Linked DNA regions of Homo sapiens: region 1 is linked to region 2. A link is a loop called in an ENCODE intact Hi-C map of the cell type or tissue named here. Cell type or tissue: IMR-90. All regions are shown on one strand. Links, peaks and the distances in the headings refer to the core of each region. The heading gives the core; the rest is flanking DNA. Region 1 holds the start of SLIT2 (slit guidance ligand 2). Region 2 has its middle 12 kb from the start of PACRGL.

What was found. Peaks named below come from ENCODE experiments on the same cell type or tissue, not always from the same donor. Only the 100,000 strongest peaks of a DNase experiment are listed, where the experiment ranks them.
Region 1: it touches region 2 in a loop (26-fold over the local background); 8 of 110 quality-filtered maps call a loop at or near these places.

The regions. Positions count from the first base shown.
Region 1 is chr4:20,251,800-20,254,708 of GRCh38, forward strand. SLIT2 (slit guidance ligand 2) reads left to right here and starts at 106. Exons shown (of 37, transcript NM_004787.4): 1 at 106-2,195. The coding sequence starts at 2,017. RefSeq lists enhancers at 1,222-2,020, 2,021-2,819. In IMR-90, for the core only: no CTCF peak of the experiment used is centred there; no DNase peak of the experiment used is centred there; H3K4me3 peaks cover 2,500 bases; H3K27me3 peaks cover 1,884 bases.
Region 2 is chr4:20,686,611-20,689,519 of GRCh38, forward strand. No RefSeq gene overlaps it. Among named protein-coding and RNA genes, the nearest start is that of PACRGL, 12 kb to the right of the region's middle. In IMR-90, for the core only: no CTCF peak of the experiment used is centred there; a DNase peak (open chromatin) is centred at 1,501.

The sequences.
Region 1 (2,909 bases), core at 200-2,699, 430 kb before region 2:
CGGGCTCCCAGAGCGGAGCCAGGGGGCGGGCCTGGGCCTCGAGGGGCGGGGTCAGGGGGCGGAGGCTCGGGCGGCTATATAAGGCCCGCGCCGGCTCAACTTCGGACTTGGTGTTATTTATTTGGGAAGCGCCCGGACGGCGGAGCTTGGCGGCGGCGGTGGTGGTGGCTGCCGCAGACTGTGGTTAAAAAAAAGAAGGCGGCGGCGGCGGCGGCGGCGGAGGCGGAGGCAGCTGCGAGGCATGGGAGCGCCGAAGCGCCCAGGCGCAGGCCGAAGCTGCCGCGCTTTCTGGGCACGGCGGGAGTGCTGAGCAGAAAGGGGAGCGCCGGGGGCCCGCAGCCGGCTCCGGAGGCGCGGGCCGGGTTTTTGTTTGGCTACGCTGAGCGCCAGTCAGCCCCAGCGAACAACTCCAGTTACGACAACAACCCACCTTCCTTCCAGACAAGCGAGACTTGGGCTGCTGCGTCCGTCCTATTGTTTAGACACTTGCCAGGGGCTCCGGAGTCGGCAGAGCCACCGAGTCCCCGCTCTGAGTCGTCGCCCTCCCTCTCCCCGACCTCGCTCCCTGGAGCGGGAGGCCAGGAAAGCAGCGGGAGAGGGGAAGGGGCTAGAAGGAGAAGGACTACCCGGGACTGCGGCCGCCGCGTCAGGTGCAGCGCCAGGAGCCGGGCGGCGTCGCCACGCCGGCAGGGGTACCGCCACTGTGGCCTTGGGGGACGGAATTCAAAGCCTGGGAAAAGTTGCTGCACTTTGAGAAGGACGAACCACTAGTGGGAGACCGCCGGGGGCCGGCCGTGGCTCTGCGCCCTCCGGAACCCGGCTCTTGTTTCTTCTACCTTTGCCATCAGGTGTCTGCCGCGGAGCTGCGGCTTATCTGGGAGACGAGCGGGGTTGACACGCGCGCACACACTACTGCCATTCAGCTGCCGCCTGGCTCTGCCTGGAGTAGTGGATCCCACCCGCCCACCTGCCACCGAGCCATTCTCCAGTACGCCCCAGCAGGACGCTGACACCTCCAACCTTGGCCTTTGCCTTTCCACTCCTTCCGGTCTGCCTGGTTTTTAAGTCCGCCCCCAGTCAGTCCCCACTCAGTCTTCGCAGCAGCTCTCATCCTCCACTTGGCCTCTTGGAGTTCCTCGCCGGAGTGCTGACTAGTGGATATTTCTGCCCGGCTGCGGCGGCCCGACTGCCCTTTTGTCTTTTCTGCGTGACCTCGGGGCAGGTCCTGGTGCAGAGCGTCGCCAAGGACGCCGAGCGGGAGGCGGGATTGCCCAGACATCCTTCAGCGAAGTGCATGTGTGTTTGTAAACCATCGTTGGCTGTCGGGAGACCGCGAGGACCGGTCCAGGCTGCGGCGGAGTCGAGGGCGAGGGAGAGGCCGCGTGAGTGAGCAGAGTCCAGAGCCGTGCGCCCCCAGAACTGCGCGTCCGCCCCGTGCACCCCCGCGCGCCATGCCCAGTTGCCCCGCGCGCTCTGCTACGGGCCCGCTGGGCTTCCGCGCCTTCTAGCTTCCGGAGCCCACTTTGATCGGGGCCATAATACCTATTGAGATCCCCTCTTCTGTCTTGTACCTTCGCCACTGGCATCGGATTTGCAGAAGCGTGCGTGGGATCAGAGGACCGCCCTCCCCACAACAACCGGCCCCTGCATCTTAGCAGCCGTTGGAAGCCCCAGCTCTTTTACCGCCAAGTTCATCCTTGGGAGACAGAAGACGCGTGATCTCCTCTCCGCTGCTCTTGGGGTCTCCTTGCAGCCCTGGCCAGGCGGATTCATCCTCAGGACCTAAAGTTGCCCAAGGAGCTCCTGCTCTGCCAGAGGAGGGTGGAGAGGGCGGTGGGAGGCGTGTGCCTGAGTGGGCTCTACTGCCTTGTTCCATATTATTTGGTGCACATTTTCCCTGGCACTCTGGGTTGCTAGCCCCGCCGGGCACTGGGCCTCAGACACTGCGCGGTTCCCTCGGAGCAGCAAGCTAAAGAAAGCCCCCAGTGCCGGCGAGGAAGGAGGCGGCGGGGAAAGATGCGCGGCGTTGGCTGGCAGATGCTGTCCCTGTCGCTGGGGTTAGTGCTGGCGATCCTGAACAAGGTGGCACCGCAGGCGTGCCCGGCGCAGTGCTCTTGCTCGGGCAGCACAGTGGACTGTCACGGGCTGGCGCTGCGCAGCGTGCCCAGGAATATCCCCCGCAACACCGAGAGACTGTGAGTATGCGCTCTTCGTCTTCCCCTCTCCCCATCCGGGCCGCGCACCCCTGCCTCCACTGGAGGAACCTGTCAGCTCAGGGTCCTGTGCCTGGGGCAGCCCTCGCTAGCTCTCCCCCATGCACATCCTGGGGTTGAGCTCTCCGGGAGGGCACTGGCCAGGGAAGGGCCTCTGTCCAAGGAGGGGCGGGTCCGCTGGCAGCTGCGCTAGTTCTCCCTCCCCTGCTCTCGTCCCGCCACTCGCAGCTCCTTGCTGGCTAGTTCTCTGGGGCTGGGGAGCGGGTAGATAGGGGACAAGTACTGGAGGATGCCCGGGGCAAGTGAGACGCCACTTTGTTCTCCAGAGTCCATAAACGGAGTCACCTTGCGATTGCCAGCATCCAGGTCGGTTTCAGAGCCCAGTCCTCGCTCTTGTCGCAGGCTGGCGCGGAGGGGATAGCAGGGAGACTCAAAAGAGAGAAACTTGCCTTCCCCGATTTTTTGTCACCCTCCTGGGGGCGAAGGTTAGGAAGAAGGGGTCATGGAGTGCCTGGGGGTGCTTCTCACAGGTCGCGGGGAGAAGGGTGCCCCAGGACGGCGACACCTCGCATAGTAGCCTCGCGCAGCCCCCCGCCCCCCACTTCTCCGGGGAGGGGAAGACGGCGTCAGGCCCCTAGGGACTTGTCTCAGCGGGCGACTGCGAGGGAGGACCGTGTCCCATCCGTTAAGCGAAGT
Region 2 (2,909 bases), core at 268-2,767:
TTGCTCTGGGCCCCACTCAAAACTAGTAGCTTTTAGGGTCTCTCGGTAAATGGGCTATGATAACGCACCCAAGTGTCAAGTATGTTTTCTCCAACATCCAAAGAGGCCTACTAGGTGTTGTATCTCTTTTTTTGGTTGTAAGAGAGGACAGATGCAATGTGTCTTCACCTATCTCAACATGCCCTACACCACTGGATCCCTAGAAATTTGACTGCGGTGGAGGTACTTCAATTCTGGTCAGATTTATTTTCCACATTCTGACATGTAAATGTCTTCTCAATAAATATAGAGTAGTTGTTACTTCTTGCTCATTAGGTCCAATCATCATAATATCATCAGTGCAAATAACCAGTGTAACTCGTTATGGAAGGAAAAGACTATCTGACTCTCCATCAATTAAATTATGATGTATGGCAGGAGAGCTGATACACCCCTGAAGTGGGACAGTAAAGGTGTGTTGCTGGCTTTGTCAGATGAAAGCAAACTGCTTCACCTAGTCTTCACAAATGGGTATTGAGCATAAAAGCATTTGCCAGATCAATAGTTGCATACCAGGTACCAGGGAATGTGTTAATTTTCCCAAGCAATGAAACCACACCTGGTACAGTAGCTGTGACTGAAGTCACCACCTAGTTTAGCTTTATGAAAATCCACTGTGCTTCTCCCAGTTTTATCAATTTTCTACACTGGTCAAATAGGTGAGTTGAGTGGAAATGGGATGGCAGTTACCACTTCCATATAATTTAAGTGCTTGTTGTTGGCATTTATCACTGATACCCTTCTAGGCATGTGATGCTGCTTTTGACCTATTATTTTCCTAGGTAAAGATTGTTCTAGTGGTTTTCCCTTGGCCTTTTCTACTACTTTTTTTGCCCTCACTTCACAGGCCAGGGAATGAATGTGAAAATTCTGCCAGTTTCTGAGAATGTCTATTTAAATTATGCATCCCAGAAATGGGGAAATAATCACAGCATGGGTTCAGGGACTCACTGGAGCCACTGTGGGATAGATCTGAGCTAAAACTCCATTGATCACCTGACCTTCATAAGCCCCTATACCAACTGGTAGACCACAGTGACATTTTGGTCTCCTGGACCTAGTGCCAATGTTTGCCAACTCCTATGCTAAAAAAAAAAAAAAATCCAGGGTAGACACATTTGTTCCTTTAAATTATGATTCCTTGTTGCTTAAAGGCTAACATAAAATTATACCCATTTATGCCTTCTTTTTTATAAACTGTGTTTGACAGTCATCTGTCTTGCCCCATGACTTGCTCTGACCAGTGTGGCATTAGCAAACATGGCAAAAGAAGAGCTTGTGAAGGGCTTTAAGACATTGGTGCTCATCCTCTTGGAACATTCCTTCTTGGAAGGAGGCTGGACTACCCTTAGATCACCATGCTGTAAGGAAACCCAAGCTCATCATGTGAAGCATGGAAGGGCACTAAGACAAGTAGCTTTCAGCTAGATGCAGCCAAGTGAAAATCCCTAGCCAACGCTGTGTGGAAAGAAACCACATAGCAAGCTCAGCCCAAATTCCTGACCCATGGATCATGAAAAGTAATAAATCGCCATTGCTTTAAGCCACTAAGTTCTAGGGTGGTTTACTGTATGTAACAAGTAGATGAAACACGTTTTCTTTAGAGTTTTCCATATTAGTTTTCTAATCATTAGTTTTTCAACTGCTGTCTTAATTTTTCTTATCAATTCATTGTAGATTGTGGGCAAATTGTGGATACTTTCTGGGCTTCATTTGTCTGAACTTTGAAATAAGGGATCTCTGCTATTTGGCCCCTGAGTATATCTTTCAACTCTAAGAGATGAAGTATGGAAGGTAAATATTATTTTTAATACACATTGTTTTAGAACATATCAAGTAATTTATTTGGATGATATGTTTTCTTCATCTTTCCCTTTATAATAACTGGCTTTGAGAAACCATACAATTAACTTTATAAATTTCCAAATAGTTACAGGCTTTCTGTAATTAGGACTTACAATGGCATACTCAGTTATAAGAGAATTCCTTTTTACCATATGGGATAGGATAAGATAAGAAATACTCAAATGGAAAATATCTCTGATCAACCTCTTGAGTATTTTAAAACTTAAGCTACATAGTAAAGTGCTTTAAAACCCCACCATAAAAAACTAATTAAAATTCTTCTATCTGAATACAAAACTTCATGTTTGTGTTAAAAATTAAAACAATGCAGAAGTATAGAAAGAATAAAATTAATCTTTCCCCTGCTGTCTATTACACTCTTCAGAAGAAAGCGCTGTTTTAAACATTTCTCTAGACTCCTAGGTAGCACTAGATAGGTTAGATGCATTCATAGATAGACAAGTGGGGATGGATAGGGGCAGACACATGGATACTTAGGTAAATAGATATGTCTATATTTGTATGTTTATATATAAAAATATACATCTATTTTAGTTTAGTTTTAATTTGATTTACAAATAGAAGTCCAATCCATATGCATCACTCTACAACTTCCTTTTTTTCTCTCTTATTTATTTATTTATTTATTTATTTATTTATTTATTTATTATTTTTTTGAGACAGAGTCTTGCTCTGTCGCCCAGGCTGGAGTGCAGTGGCGCAATCTGGGCTCACTGCAAGCTCTGCCTCCCAGGTTCACGCCATTCTCCTGCCTCAGCCTCCTGAGTAGCTGGGACTACAGGCGCCCACCACCATGCCCAGCTAATTTTTTGTATTTTTAGTAGAGACAGGGTTTCACTGTGTTAGCCAGGATGGTCTCGATCTCCTGACCTCTTAATCCACCTGCCTCGGCCTCCCAAAGTGCTGGGATTACAGGCGTGAGCCACTGCAACGGGCCCTTTTTTTCTCTCTTAAAACAGATCGTGGACATCAATGAAACCAATACATTCATCTCTCATTTATTC